2 separate regions of the Homo sapiens genome follow, and region 2 is linked to region 1. Evidence: chromatin loops called from intact Hi-C (ENCODE). Cell type or tissue: chondrocyte. All regions are shown on one strand. Links, peaks and the distances in the headings refer to the core of each region. The heading gives the core; the rest is flanking DNA.

The links. Peaks named below come from ENCODE experiments on the same cell type or tissue, not always from the same donor. Only the 100,000 strongest peaks of a DNase experiment are listed, where the experiment ranks them.
Region 2: a loop joins it to region 1, with 4 times the contacts of the local background. A loop is called at or near these places in 3 of 110 quality-filtered maps.

Annotation. Positions count from the first base shown.
Region 1 is chr1:241,352,462-241,360,803 of GRCh38, forward strand. RGS7 (regulator of G protein signaling 7) reads right to left here and starts at 4,744. Exons shown (of 19, transcript NM_001364886.1): 1 at 4,438-4,744; 2 at 3,238-3,365. The coding sequence starts at 3,315. It overlaps LOC124904601 (a long non-coding RNA gene), which reads left to right and starts at 4,791. Exons shown (of 2, transcript XR_007067052.1): 1 at 4,791-5,021; 2 at 5,362-8,342. RefSeq lists a silencer at 4,596-4,645. In chondrocyte, for the core only: no CTCF peak of the experiment used is centred there; DNase peaks (open chromatin) are centred at 4,560 and 4,720.
Region 2 is chr1:241,479,050-241,487,391 of GRCh38, forward strand. No RefSeq gene overlaps it. Among named protein-coding and RNA genes, the nearest start is that of FH, 37 kb to the right of the region's middle. In chondrocyte, for the core only: CTCF peaks have their summits at 6,871 (motif pointing left) and 7,073; no DNase peak of the experiment used is centred there.

The DNA of each region.
Region 1 (8,342 bases), core at 273-8,272:
TCTAAACAGAAGAACTGATAAGGCAAATAATTTGCCTATAAGGATTTTTAAAATGTGTCTCTGACATCAAATGAACTCTACTGAGATTCCCTGTATTATGCCAAAAACCTACTGGCCAACATCCAAGACTGACTTGCAAGTACCAACCCTAATCCGGATCATGAAGCAACATTACCATCACCTGTACCCTTCAATAGGGTGATATCCACTCTACCTTAACAATCAGAGTTTTATCCGCTGTACATTTTTTCCATAAGATTCCTATGGACTTCTCCATGGAAAACAGATCCCTGGAATCTTTCTGTGATTTGGAGGAACTCCTGTAATTTGTATGAGGATAGTGATAACGAGAGAAACATCAAACACACACAAGAAATTTACACATCCCAGCTTTTCTGTGTATTCCACTTTGGAAACCAATAGCCTATGAAGATAAAATGGAAACAGCACATACATATCTTGAGTGTGTGTAAATCATCAGAGTCATATGCAATAAGTAAACAGGAGGTGTCATGAGGAGGGAAAACACCACGAATATTCCCAGTTCAGAACACACTTTCAAGAACGATGCTTCAATAGTGAAGTAGAAGGGGAAATGGGCATGAGTCAATAGAACAGCAATTTCTCTATCCTTTCTCTCCACTGTTACTAAGCAATGTCCTATTGGAACTGAACTTTTTTTCTAAGTCTTCGATTGACTTCCTAATTAATAAGCATTGTAATCTAGTGTTTATTCCTTTATGAAGGCAGAGCAGTTGAAATATCCTAACACACATATTCAACCAACACCCCTCTCCAATTATTGTGTTGTTCTTCACATTGAAATTTGGCCTCTACTGAGAAGATATTGAATGGAAAGCCCATATAAGATAGAAAAAATAGAAGCATAATGGACACACGAAATATGTGATGTCACGATCTATGTCTACACACAGATAAAGACCATTTGACCTGATAACTAGCAAATGATAAGCAAGGACGCTGTGTCTCTTTATACATTATCTGATATTATTTATATATTGTTATTTCTATCACAAAGAAAAACAAAAAACATATGCTCAGAGAATACAAGAATAGACAGACAATCCATAGGTAAGCATTAAGAGTAAAATGTACTGAAAGGAGTTACTTTTTCCAATAATGCCTTATCAAGAAAATCTTTCTTTGACAAGTAAGTTATATGTGGTCACTAATAATAAGCAAAAAGCTAATAAAAGAAGGGAAAAATGAGTAGCACAAGCAGTTCCCAGCTTAATCAACAAAATAATCATGCTTTAAAAAATGAGGTAGTACATTCTCTTCCTGAAATCATTACAGTCTGTTAACTTAAAAGTAAAATTAATGGCGATTCGATGCTATACAACACTGTGTAGAGTAAACCCAAAATTACCAATATGAGGCTCAGGTACACTAAACAGTCAAATAACTATTTCTGAAAGCCCTGTCTTCTTATTTTTTCTTTTTTTGTTCTCATAATAACTGACTGAATGACACACACTAGTTGCTGCATATTTAGTTTATTTCTAATGAAGATAACTATTAGGTGTCCAATCTACTCAGTCCTTAATCTTTTAAAGGGAAACAGAGAGGGAATACAATTGTTTAGCCTAACGGAAATAGCTTACTACTATAATTTTCCAACCAAAAGTCTAACTCTTCACATTGTATACACCCATAAGATAGAATTCAAAATTCTCACAGCTTGCATATTACAATACTCAGAGTCTTACCAAACACAAAATATTATGACTTATTTGAAACCACCGAACTCCCCCCAAAATATTTCTTCTCAAAACCAACTCTAAATAGAATAGACAGGTATCCAGTTATTTCAATTAACTTAAAAATACAATACTAATAATTTAAACTCAAGTAGATTATTTTCCTGATTTATGCAGTTGGAATGCTTTAAGACTAACATAGAAAGCTAAGTTCTGATTTATCTTTCCCATCATACTGTTTTATCTCAGACACATATAAATGCATTCATAGGTACACAGTATAGTACTGTTCGCCCAGGCTAGAGAATAAAACAGCTAGCATTGTACCAGGACGCCTGTGCATCTTTCCATTAAAGCCATAGCAATATTCCCTCAAACACATATTCATCACTACCTTTTAATGATTCTGGGCTACACGGATGAAAAGTTTTGATTTAGTGCAGGTTAAAGTAGCACATAGTCTTTCATCTTTATTCATAATCAGCTCTGATCCCCTTGCTGAAAAAGAAAGAAATGCAAACATCTTGAACTCTTCAATGGGCTTTTCTCTAATTAAAGCCTTTAACAATTTTGGGGTGTTTCAAAGCATGACTTCCTTTTTACCATTGTTAGTGTTAACTAAAGAAATATTGCCCAATAAGCACTCCAGATAATATACTCAAAAAATCATCTATAAAATGCAATAAAAATGATTGGGGCAGAAGAACACTGCATCCTTAATTTTAGTAAGATTGTTGATGATAACCAGAGTGAAGCTGCCTAAGCAATCACTCAAAAGCACATGTAATAGTTAAACGCATCTTTATTATGGTTGCTCAGTGTCTAAAAGTTTGTTGCCAGTAGCATTGCTATTAAATGTATAAGGCTGTCAAATCTATTTGTGGCCAAAAAAAAGCAACTCTGCAAGATAAATATTATTTAATGATTTAATAGGCATACGGCACTAGAATATAAATACCCATAAATACCCCAAGTCATAAAAGTAACAGAAAGTAAAAAATAATTTAGGCTAAGACAAAAAAAGACTAGAATTGTTTAGTCAAGAACGAAATTAGTAAACCACATACATTTACACAGACACAGTCTCTCTTGCCACAAAATTGCAAAGTGGTCTACTTTTATTTCTAAAATGTGATATGCTTATATCATTATTATAACCTAAATGTTTAAAGGGGGTATAAGAAAAAGCTTCTAAAATTATTACGGATGCTACTAAATCATGTGTATAACAACCAAAATATCTGGAATGCCCAAACGTGCTGTCATTGCTCAGGACAGAATAATCTATTCAAAACCAGCAGGGAACACGTGAGGAGGCCTCATTTACTTCAGTGTGTTTCCCCACATATGCATCATTTGAGAATGTCAGATCACTTTCACGTATATAGTACATAATCACTGATGATCTGGGAAATCCACAAGGCCACAAAGTTGATACATACTCTGATCTAGAGGGGGAAAAAAATCGAGAAAGCCGGAAGTTTCCCGTTTTCCAAGAAACTGAAGACATTCTTACCTTTCTGTACACCAGCATGTTGGGTGATTCATCGGCCACCCCGTTGCTGGTCTGCCCATAATTATTCCCCTGGGCCATGTCACCCAAAACTTGGTCCACTCTCAAGATACAAGAATTATCAGTGTGCCCTGCAAAGGGTCAGAGAGACTTCAGTGAGATCCCAGTGGGACTCCCCTGATTCATCATCATCATTCACAGCACCCACCCCACATGGCGCGTTCTTACAAACTGGGGCTGGCTGGAGAAAGTGACACAGGACATGGATTTTTTAAAAAGTGAGTTGACACCTACAATAACCTCAAGGAATTGTAAGAAATTACAATCTTCCAGGTAGAAATAGCCATTTGGTTATTGTTTTAGCTGACTTCATTTTCTGGATACTCATTTTGAGAAGTGTTTGATGCTCACCCTAAAAACTCGTGGGTAGCATTTTCCTAGTACAGAGTTCTCTTCTCTCCCAATACTTGCATCTGAACTTGGTGATGTTTTCCCCAAAGGGTGGAAAGGCAACACCTGGGGGATGCGGTGGGGGAGTGGGGGGCGGGTTAGCACACTTTCTCCTAGGTATCTGTCTAGTGTCCCCACCTGCAGCCCATCAGAGAGGCCCATTCCCGGTGTCATTCTCCAGCGCACGGGCTTCCTCTCTATTCCCCCGGGTCTCCCACACAGAGCCGGAGTATATGCTTCGCCTACTTTCACCTGCCTGCGCTGCCAGCCACCGGCTGCTCTCCTTTCTCCCCACTTCGCTTCGGAAGTCCGGAGGTAATCCTGCCTAATTTTTGCAAGAAGACACCAGAATATGTCCCGGCAACAAGAACTAGTGGGAGGTCAAGCCTTCAGGCCATTTTACCCGGGTCACCGTGGGTAAAAGCCTAACTGCAGAAGCCTCCAGAGCAACCAGCCAAAGAGGAGAAAACAGGCAAGCCCCTGCTCCCCTTGCTCGCTCTCACGGCAGCAGCAAATGGCAGGCGAGCCTGTGCCCCGCGCCGCGGCGGCCGCCGGAGCCGGGCAGCAGTTTCAGCACCGTGGACCGCGGGGTGCGCGCGGCGCCCGTAGCCCAGCCCCGGCGCGGGGCTCCCGGGGGCGGCCGCCCTGCGCCCGCGGACGCTCCCGCTGCGCAGAGCGAGGGCTGGGTGCGGGCCGGGGGCCGGGAGGGCTCTGGGTGGCGCTGCCTCCTCCCCGCCCGCCTTCCCTATTTACCTCCTCCGCCAAGGTCACGGCCCCGCGGCGTCTCCCCTCCCGGGCGGGCTGGGTGCAGGCGGTGTCAGCTGGCGGCAAGCGGAGCAGCGAGGCAGGGTAGCTTCATCACACTCGCGGCGGATGCGGATTCCGCGCCGCCCCGGCTCTAGCTGCTCAGGCGACCGCCACCCTCGCCTCGCCGCCGCCCGTGCACAGGCGGCTCCGGCAGCCGCCACTCGCGCCCGCTCCCCTGGGCCGCCTCGCTGGCTCTCTCCCTCCTCCGCTTCTTCTCCCGGGGACTGGGACCAGCCGAGCGCGCGCGGGAGTCGAGACGCCCGGCCCGTGCGCGCGACTGGGAGGAGGGAGGAGGGGACAGTCACGTGGGACAGGGGCGTCCGAAGGTGCCGGCTCGGATGGGCTCGGCTCGGCCGCCGCCACACCGCCCGGGCCTCCCGGGCCTCCCCGGCCTCCCGCCCTCGCGCCCCTCGGGAGGCTGTAGTCCTGCCCCCGGCGCGGCCAGCCCGCGCTCCCGCACACCCCGCCCGCTCGCCCGCGCGTGTGTACGTGCGCCGGAGGCCTGGAGAGACCGGAGTTTAACGCCCAGTGTAAGCCGGAAAGGGAGGAAGGCTGTGCGATGGGTGGGTGGGTGGTAGGTGGGTGGGTGGTCTAGTGAATGGATGGACAGATGGACGGACGGATGCACGGATGAATGGATGGATGGAGCCCCGTGCAAACCAAGGTTTCATCACGTGCCTAACGACTCCGCTGAAAGTCCCAGGGAAGCAGATGATTTATTATTATTATTATTATTATTATTATTATTATTATTATTATTATTATTATGCTTAAATAACAGAGTAGAGAGATATTGAGACACCCTAGGAATGAAGGAAATGGCCAGGACCAAATGAATCATTCATCCCCGTTTGCCTGCGGTTTTCACAGCTTCTTCCTAAGTTGGAGAAATGGGAAACGATTTGAAAGCTGCCAACCGGAGGTGAAAATCTTGCCACTTGTGAAACTGAAGGAACATCCCCAAGGCCTGGCTTCTCCTTTTAACAGAAGGTGCTCAGAGGAACTTTCCTCTTGCCCACTGCCCTCATCCTCTAGCAATTTTCAAAGAGCTTCTGAGGTGCTGATCCTCCTAGCTATAGTCTTCGTACTGCTGCCACAAATTCTTCTGTAAGGATTAGAATGACATAAAGGAGACAGATCACTTTTGTCTCGGTGGTAGTAAAGCAACCTGTGCCTCTGGCTTTCAGGGGGAAGGGCTGGGCCGCTGTAAATCTAGTTTTCCTTCCTCTCCTGGGCCAGCTGTGGAGGAGAGGGAGGGAGAGAAGGAGAAGATAATCAAGATCAGCTGTAAATCTAGTTTTCCTTCCTCTACTGGGCCAGGTGTGGAGGAGAGGGAGGGACAGAAGGAGAAGATAATCAAGGTCAGCCTTTCCTGACCCCTTGGTCTAAGCAGACTAGACCTTATTGGAGATAACACTTCTACTCAAACAGGGGTCCATGTGGACCAATGTATTACCCCAGCCCCATGCAGGTCTTGTCAGGTTTCTCTCAAGGAACAAATATTTATCTAACCTAGCCCCTGTTCCAAGTACTACAGGAGAAATATCATTGTCCCAAACTACACACACTCTAGTCTGACCTGTCTCCCACTCCAACTCCCCACATCTTTCCACTGTAGCCTCTGGAACTTAGAATCTTCTTCAGCAAAATTCTCTTCGTTTTCGACTTCTCGAAATATTTCTTTAACGTTTTTGCTCTCGCTGAAATCTACTTATCCCTCCTTTAACCCCTCTCTCTTCCCTCTTGTTCAGTCTGCTCCTGAGAAGTTGATGTGACTTGCATGACTTGGATTAATAAATTTGCAAATACAACTGGGTATGCTCACTCAGTTTGACCATTTTCCTCTTAAGAGAGAACCGCCTGAAGGAAGCAGTCTTCCTCCTCCTTTGCATCTCTGGGTAAAGTTTCCATCCTCATAGGAAGCTGTACCCAAGCTCTATATATAGAGAGCCTATATATATATATAGCTCTATTTATCATATATATAATTGGCTCTATTTAATTTATATATATAAATTATACACACACATAAACATACATATATATAATATCTCTTGACACCCTTTCCACTTATTGCCACCCTATTTTCCTTCTTCCCTTTATGCCAAAATCTTTCCATTCCATGTTGAACCTGTTCCACTTTGGCAAATGACCTCCATGGTGCTAAGCTGATGGTCAATTCTCAATTGTCATATGAATTGACTTTTCAGCATAAATTAACCCGGACACCACTCTCTATTATTTCTCTTTCTGCATTACTGGCTGCTTTTTCTCACTCTCATTGCTTGTTCCTCTTTGTCTTTTTGACCCCCAAATTCTGAAGCATCTTGGATCTTAGTCATTAAGCCTCTTCTCCTCTCAATTTACATGCACTGTACCTAAAGTGACCCAATTCAGGCTCATACATTTTAGTATTTCATTATTAAACACTAATAACTTCCAAGTGTATATTTTTAACCAGGATCTATCCCCTGAAATCCAGTCTGTCAAATGCTCACTTTACATCTCCACTTGAATATCTAATTATGCCTGATTCAGCTTGAAGATAGCAAGGATATTGTCACTGCCTCAGATCCTAGGCATAGTATAGTTGCTGGTGCATAGTAGATGCACAATAAACATACATTAATGAAATGAATGGATGTATCTAGTAACAGTAATCTGATAGGTTCTTTTGTATTTTGCAATTGTATTTTTTTTTGAGATGAAGTCTTGCTCTGTCACCCAGGCTGGAGGGCAGTGGTGCAGTCTCTGCTCACTGCAACCTCTGCCTCCCAGGTTCAAGTGATTCTCCTGCCTCAGCCTCCTGAATAGCTGGGATTACAGGCACGTGCCACCATGCCTGGCCAATTTTTGTATTTTTAGTAGAGATGTTGGCCAGGCTGGTCTCGAACTCGTGATCCCAGGTCATTCGCCCACCTTGGCCTCCCAAAATGCTGGGATTACAGGCATGAGCCACTGCATCCAGCTATGTATTTTGTAATGGATTTTTTTGCATTATCTTATTTAATTCTTACTAATGACCCTATAGTTATAATAGTTATCTCATTTACATCAATACAACAATGAGGAAGGAGAGGATCAGAAAGGTTGGGTCAACTTCCCAATACAACCAACATAGCCAAGAAGTGGCAGTGGTGGTTTGTACTCTATCGACTGCATTAGCTGGAACAATGTTTCTCAGGATCCTCTTGCCCGTATGCATGTAAGTGTATGCATGTAAGTACGGTTGGCCCAAAGACGAATTCTTGCAAGATTTGGGAAACAGAGTGAAACAGTATCTATTCCTCTCTCAAGGTCTTTGTAGTTTGCTGTGACAACACATGCAGACACCTGGAGGGTTCTAGCATGTCCTGGCCCTCCCCCACTTCACACCCAGATCTTCCAAATTTCCAGCACAGCTGATCAACAGTAGCCACACACCCATCACAAGGGCCTTAACATGGATCCAAAGAGGCAGTAGCCAGGCAAAGACAAAAGCTTTTCACCGAGTATTCTTCCAGCTTTCTTTCAGGGTCCCCCTCCTGGATGTGGCAGGCCTCCCAGATTCCCCTGGAAGTTCTGACTTGCCCATACACACAAGGACCTCAGGAAACCCAATAGTGACTTTCCTCAGATCTGTGAATTCCTTCTTCTGGAAAATAACCTTCTCAACAATTGTGTAAGTTCTCATAATACATCCCTGATTCCATTATATTCATAATGGTTCCACTTTCATGAAAGAGTGGCTGGCAGAGCTCAAATCCAAGACTTCTGGGTTCTTTTCACTATTCTACAAGAAATCCAACTTAGGTAGATAAGATCTTGAGACAAATAGCTGCATGTAAGTGAAAAACTGAATGACAGTGTAT
Region 2 (8,342 bases), core at 87-8,086, 130 kb after region 1:
GCCTGCAGTGAACCATGATTGCACCCCTCCACTCCAGCCTGGGTAACAGAGCAAGACTCTGTCAAAAAAAAAACCTCAAAATTGAAGGTAAAATAAACACATTTTCAGATAAACAAATGCTGAAAAAATTCATCACCAAGAGACTTACAAGAAATGCTAAAGAATGTTCTTGAGACTGAAAAGAAATGATAGAAGATTAAAAAGTTAAATCTACAGGAAATAAAGGAAAGTGCCAGTCATAGTCAATAGATTGATTAATATCACAAAAAGCTGTTTCCTTATTCTCTTAAAAGACAATTTCTTAAAAGGCAATTCACTGTTTATATCCAGGTGAGATTTATAATATATGTAGAAGGAAAATTTAAGACACAGCATGAAGCATAGGGAAATTACATTGAGTTACACTCTTCTAAGGTTGCTTTATTTGGGAAGTGAAAAATGGGAAGTGCATAGTGATAGAAGTGAGGTTAGAAATGAGCAATATGAAGTAGGAAGTGTCAGGTGTGAAGTGTGAAGTGTTAGATATTGATTCTAAAGAGACTTTGATAGATTAAAGATGCATATTATTAGCCCCAGAGCAGCCATTACAAACACAGGAAGAGACATAGGTAACAAGTCAGCAGAAGAAATACCATGAGATGCTAAAATATCCAAACAATCCAAAAGCACACGAGAAATGAAAAACAGAGGAACAAGAAACAGAAAAGAGAAATTTAAAAAACAGTGAGATGGAAGAATTAAACCATGCCATATCAAAAGTTACAATGCGTATAAGTGAACTAAAACACTAATGTAAAGGCAGAGAGCATCTAATTCAAAAAAGGATGATGCATCTATATGTTGCCTACAAGAGATGCTCTTTGAATCAAATAATACAAATAAGTTAGAAGGTATAAGAATGGAAAAAAATATACCATGCAGAAAATAAGAAAGCTGGAATAGACTTCAAGACAAAGAATATTACAGGAGATAAATGGGATGTTTGATAATAAGCAAAGGAGAAATTCATCAAGCAGACATACAACTCTAATGCACATAATAATATAGTTTAAACACTTATGAGGAAAAAAATTGAGAAAACTAAAGGAAGAAATAAATTCATAATCAAAGTTGGAAACTAAAATCTTGAACAAATAAAGTAGACAAGAATAGATGAAAGTATTTGTAAGGCTATAAAAGGTCCGAATACTGTTATTAACCAACTTGACCTGACTAACATTTCCAGAACACTACATCCGATTACAGTAGAATACACTTTTTAAAGTTTTTTTTTCTTTTAACTTTTACTTAAGGTTCAGGGGTACATGTGCCTTAGGTATGGTATATAGGTAAACTTGCATTATGGGGGTTTGATATATAGATTATTTCCTCATCCACGTACTAAGCATAGTACCTGATAGGCATTTCATCTGATCCTGTTTCTCCTCACACCCTCCACCCTCAAATAGACCCTAGCATCTGTTGTTCCCCTCTGTGTCTATGTGTTCTTGTCGTTTAGCTCCCATTTATAAGTCAGAACGTGCAATATTTTGTTTTCTGTTCCTGCATTAGTTTACTTAGGATAATGGCCTCCAGCTCCATTTGTTGCAAAGGATAGAGATGGATGATCTCATTCTTTTTTATGGCCGCATAATATTCCATGGTGTTTATGTACCACATTTTCTTTATCCAGTGTATCATTGATAGGAATTTAGGTTGATTCTAGGTCTTTGCTATTATGAATAGTGCTACCATGAACATACTCATGCAAGTGGCTTTCTGGTAGAATGATTTGTATTTTAGGGGATATGTATCCAATAATGGGATTGCTGGGTCAAATGGTAATTCTGTTTTTCATTCTTTGAGGAATCACCACACTGCTTTTTTTTTTCAAGTGCACGTGGACGTTCACCAAATTGCACATAGATAAGGCAATAAATTTCGAACAATTGAGGGGAAAATAAACTTGTCTTGTCTTCTATGCATATCTAAAAAGTTCTACAAATGGATAGCGAGATATGGACAGGTGATACTTTGTCCCACTCATTTTCTGCCCACCTTTTCAAACTCCAATAAGCCCAAGAGTCACTACTCCCATGAAGCCCTGATAAACACCACCCAAAATTGGCCCCTCGATGTGTGCCTACCTTCAACCTTCCATATTCTTTATGACACTCAACAATGCCTTATCACACTTCTTTTGCACGTTTTTCTGATTATTGGTCACCTTTTCTAGACCACTAGACCCAAGAACAGGGATCATATATAATTTGTGTGTGCAGACCCAGTCCCTAGCACAGTGCCTGCCACAGAACAGGCATTTAATAGTTGTTGTTCATCAATGAATGCTATTCTTAGTAATGGTTGGGTCAATTTTAAAGCAAGTATGACTGGCTTCTGTGCCTACCACCTGCCCCGCTCAAATAAAGGAAAATTTCCAGGGAAAGACAGCATGATGAAAAATAGGCCTGAAGTAAAAGATTAAAGGAAGCACATTTTGACTGATAAGAAGAAAGAGAAGTTTCCTTAAGAATGATTTTCTGTGCCAGCAGAAGATATTGCCTAGTGACAAAGTCAGAGTAAATGACCTTAGATCACCAAAACAATTCAGAGAGAAATAAGAAAATAATCCCTGTACAAAAAAGATGGAAGCAACAGGCTCTGCTGAAAAGTTGTGGAATTTTGATACTTGATAGTTTAATAAAGCCAACAAAGATTAGTTATTTTGAACAGTTAAATGTGGGTCCAGCAGAAGGATGATCTATTTGAGGATTTTTCCAAACAACAATTTTACCTATGAGTAAATAGAGATGCTGCAGGGAACTGTGAAAATGACTATTAGTGTATTCTTTGCCAAGAATATTTTCCCATCACTGTTTTTGTGTCCCATAATTCCCTGATCAATCATTTAGACTTTACATCGAGGCTGTCTCTTTTATCTTTTGAACCTTAGGCCTAATGGAAAGCCAAAGACAAAGTAAAGACTAAATACTAATTGTTGAAAGAATGTTTGTTAAATAGCATAGATATTATTCACCAGTTTCTCTGAGTTTGAATTTGTTTATTAGTAAAGGAGACAAGTTTACAGCATTGACCATTCAGGTCATCTTTCTTACCCATTATCAAATCCTCGGCCATCCCAGTTCTGTGAAATAGTGAAAAAAACAGTCAGTTCTATGTGTTGTTCCACCTGTAATTCGTTGTCACACTGAAAAGTGAAAGTCACAGTATTGTATTATAGTTTGATGTGTTGTAATATCACTAGGAAAGCTACCTGCTTTAATTCTTACACAAGAACTTTTGATTATTTATCGTATTTCTTACATATATCATTTCTTACCTATCCTATCTTCTTACACATGAACTATTTTATTTATTTATATTTGAAAACAGATCTTTTATTTAGACTTTTCAACAGTATGCAACGCTTTACCAATGCAAATGCCTTACTAATCAACAAATATTCAGTGTCTGTCTCCTCCATATGAAAGTTTATAAGAGCATTATTATTATGAGTTTTATACTTCAGCTAGGGATTTAACCACATAGACTGCAGAGGTGCTCTATCTTTATGTTTCTATGGTACAACAGAGCACATCTGGGTTTACATCAATGGCTGCACTCAGTTCCTGCAGAATAATACTCCTAATCCTCATTCTCCATGCTTATAAAAAGAAAATTCAATTATGAAACCACAGCATCTAAACTACTTATCCCTGCAGCCCCAAGACTTCATTCATCTGGAGACAGGCTAATGACAGGGCAATTTAGTATTGGGAAATTTGAAAATTTACTTCAAGATAAGTTTGCTTTAAAAATGTGGGTAATAATTGCAACTGTAAGATTAAGCCAGGTTTGTCTCATTGTGTAGATTTCTTCCCATATCCTGCCCCCCCACTTTATGACAGTAATGATTTTGTGACTAAGACTGGTGTCACTATAATGTTCTTGGGACAGAATGATAGTCCAATGACTCATCAGACAGTAGAAAGGGAAAATATTCAAGAAATTTAACATCATTGGTATTTGAAATATTTCAATACTGTGAATCTATTCCTAAAAATAAGGACAACTAAATAACTTTATTCACTAATAAAAAGCCACAATCAAAACAACTGTGACAGAGTGTGGAACAAATTATAATTACTTAAAGAATCATTGTGATTACTCATAAAAACCTTAACGTTTGCCAACCAATTTTTCTTGTCAAAATACATTGTTTCTTCTGGCGTTCATACCCTCAATTTGCCCAATTACTCTCCATAATTTTTTTTTTTTTTTTTTTTGGTGGCTGAGACACAAAATAGTATGCAGGTTCTGAAGACTTCTATCTGTAAGTACAATATTTGAGAAGTAGATGAGTACCTTTCAAAGACAAATGTTGAGATTTGTGAGTAGGAAAGATAGGGGAAAAAAAAGTGTCATGAGGATTTTGGCCTATACCGAGAAGTTTTTGAGTCGATTAGGAGCTCTGGAAACAAATGACATCAACTCTCAGCATTGCGGATGTCTCATTTTCCTCTTTATCTCTCTTTTCACTGCTTCTCTTCTTCTTCCCTGGATCCATGTGTCTGTCACTTACCATCCTCTACTCCCTCTCCTCTGTCTTCCTTTTCCTGTGCTGCTGTCTGCACACAGCAGCTGTCCACAGACTGTCCAGCCTTCAGAGATAACTGGCTTGTGGAGTCTGCAAAAATGGGTGTCTATCCCTTTCTCATTTTTTTTTTTTCCTTTGAGACGGAGTCTGGCTCTGTCGCCCAGACTGGAGTGCAGTGGCACGATCTCGGCTCACTGCAAGCTCCGCCTCCCGGGTTCACGCCATTCTCCTGCCTCAGCCTCCCATGTAGCTGGGATTACAGGCGCCTGCCACCACGCCCAGCTAATTTTTTGTATTTTTTTAGTAGAGACGGGCTTTCACCATGTTAGCCAGGATGGTCTCGATCTCCTGACCTCGTGATCCGCCCCCCTCGGCCTCCCAAAGTGCTGGGATTACAGCCGTGAGCCACTGCGCCTGGACGTGTCTATCCTTTTCTATAGCACCTCTAGGAAACACGAACCATGTCCAAGATACAATTAATTCCATCATATATTATCCCCAGCAAGATAGAGCTTCATTTACATGAAAAGTTGTATAGGCACAGAACTCATCCTTAGGAAGTTGTCCGTGTTTGTTTTAAGTGACCATATTCATAAGCCCTCTCTTAGGTTTGAGTGTTTCCCTCCCAGTGCATTTAACCTCTTCTGACTCCCTACTGGCTGTTTGGCGACCACCTGCCCCAGCACTTTAGCCATGCTCTCCTTACTCAACAATATCCCATGCTCTAAACCTCCTTTCATCAAAATTATGCCCCATTCCCTTAGGATACTGCTAAGTGAAGTTAATTTGATTGATTATTATGAACCAAGACATTAATTATTTAATAGATATTTGCATTTATCAGGGATTGTTTCATGAGAACACTTAACATGAGATCTATCCTCTTAACAAATTTTCAAGTGCACAGCATAGCATTGCTGACTCTAGGCACAATGTTGTACATAGATATCTAGAACTTATTTTCCATAAATGCATTCAATTGAGGTTTTCTCAAAGAAGTTGTTCAAATAATGTCTTTATATAGTACTTACTGTATGTCAGGTACCCGGTAAAATCTTGGATATTCAGAAGTAGACAAAATACATGTGTTCCTTATCTTCTTGGAGCATTATAATGTAGTGGATCTTTGAGTCAACATTGCAGAGTGGCTGTCTCCATACCATTCCAGTCACATCAGGTAGGGAGATCATCTATTATGTCATCACATGGACTATAAACAGTCTATAAAAGTTCATTCGGGGTAGCATTTATGTTCTGGGACTCAGGATGTAATGTTGTTGGTGTTGTTCTAGCACCAACAATAACCATGTGAGTTAGACAGTTCTATTCCCATTTTGCAGAGAAGACTGCTTTTACAGAATTAAATCCTCTACCTATGGGTCATGGGACAAGCAAACAACAGTATCAGGATCTGGAGATGACTTTGAACTCCAAGTCCAACATTGTCCACTCCACCACAGGTGCCACCTCAGATTCTCCCCAAGTCCCCTTGGATATGGAGTGAGTAGATTATCAGGATTTGCATGCCATCTTCAGCTTCTCACTGGATGCCCAAATGGTGGGAGGAATAGAATTGTAACGCAGGTTTTAAGTTCTTACTTCTATAATAGTCCTATGCTAATAATGTATCATTCTTACTGTGTAAATCAAGATTGACAAGCTGCTCAGCCATGCAGCTCACCTTTAATAATCATTCATTACATTCCTGAAACTGAGAGTTGATGTAGCATGAAAAATCATAGTGCTACTTTATGAATGTTATATAAATGAGTCAACAATGGCATCTGTGTATGGGGCCCTAGATTGTTTATTTCTTCACTGCAGGCAGAGACCCGCTAACTCAAAAATCTGACAGCTCCAAACTCAAATTTTTACACATCCAATTGTTAGATCGGTCCAAACAAGCAGATAGTCTAAATAAGCATATTTGTAGCCACTTAGAGCCTGTCTGTATTGTGTACTCAGTAAAACTGCACCAAACATCTGCTAGCAATAGATAAGTTCTGGGCCCTAAAGACCCCAAGCTGCTGCTGCCCTTTGGAGCTGTCTGAGTCACTCTTGCCATGCTGCTAATGATGTTACCTAGACACATAGCCCTCTATCAAATTTCCCTCTTCCCTGGAAGTCCCCTTGCCCTCCACTCTTTCTGAGTGGTGGCTTCCCGTACTTTAAACTCCGGAAGACCTCATGCTCTGAGGGACTTCTCCTGCTCTGAGGGACTTCTCCTGCATGCAAACCTGTCAAAGGCAAATAAAGCTCATCTGTGCTATTGCCACCTTGTGGTCATGTATTGCTTTTTAAAAAATCAGCCCCCATATCCCTCGAAGCATCTACAACAATCTAAAATTTCCTTGATTCGTTTGAAGACACACACAACATACATACAATTCCCCAAGCAAAAGCATGAAGTCAGCTTATTGTTTTTCATTTGTGCGTGGTATTTGGCAAATATTCAGCCACGACTAGTATGTAACAGTAATAGGCACAGGTGATTCTTATTTGACAATTGTGTAGCTTGCTACACAGAAGAGAACTAATTCACAGAGTAGATACTACCAGTCACATGAACTCATTAGCTTACCACTTCAAAGTTAATAGAGTGCCTCATGGGATCAGTCCTATTTTGGAAATGTTTGGAGGTCATAGGAGTAGAAAGTAAAGAACATCTTGTGGTCCCAGAAAATAAAGGAAACACTAAAAAATAAATCAATAAAAACAAAAAATAATTAAGGCTTGTTTAAGCACAAGGACCCACTTGACTGGCTAATGTTAGAGCAAATTGAGTCACAAAGTAAATAATGGTAGTACTGAACACATAGAATAAAATAAATATCTATGGTTCCAAATTGTTATAAATAATAAAATAAGTGAACAAACAGGGAAAGAAATGGCTCTTCCTCATAGTAGAATTTAAATAAATGTATTAGATAAAAAACCATAATCGCCATTAGGCAACCACCACAATAGTAACTGTCACAGACAGATAAGGTACTCTCATGGATGCAAAAATTTGTGGCTGAAAGTTTGAGAATAGATTTTGCATAGTTTCAACATATTTCCCTAAGATACATACTAACTACAAAGGGAAAAATGGTAACTTTATAGTAAAAAACATGGCAGACACCCACTTAACCAAAGCAATCAAAGTAAATATCAATAATAAGACACAGAGATTATCAACCCCTTAGTATGATGCCCTGAGGACACCACAACATCATTTCTGTGGTATTCTTGCCAAAAATCCATAACTTCATTCCAATTATGAGAAAGTATCAGAATAATTCAAATTGGCAGACATTCTATAGAACAAATGATCCAGCCAGGCATGTTGCACTCTGTGGTCCCAGCCACTTGGGAGGCTGAGGCAGGAAGATGTCTTGAGGCCAGGAGTTTGAGGCTGCAGTGAGCTATGATCACACCTGTGACTGGTCACTGAACTCCAGCCTGGGCACCACAGCAAGACCTCATCTCTAAAACAAAACAACAGATCAATACTCTTCATAAGTGTCAAGTGATAAAAGATAACCAAGGGCTGAAAAACTGTTACAGACAGGAAGAGACTAAGGAGAATTAACTAAATGCAATGTGGGATCCCAGGTGGGATCTTGCAACAGAGAAAGGATAATGGAAAAATTGGTGAAATTTGGAAAAACATCTATAATTAATATTATACTGATGTTAGTTTTCTGTTCTTGACCATTGTGCTATCGTTATGTAAGATGTTCATATAAGGGTAAGTAAGCTGGTGAGACATAAACGAATTTTT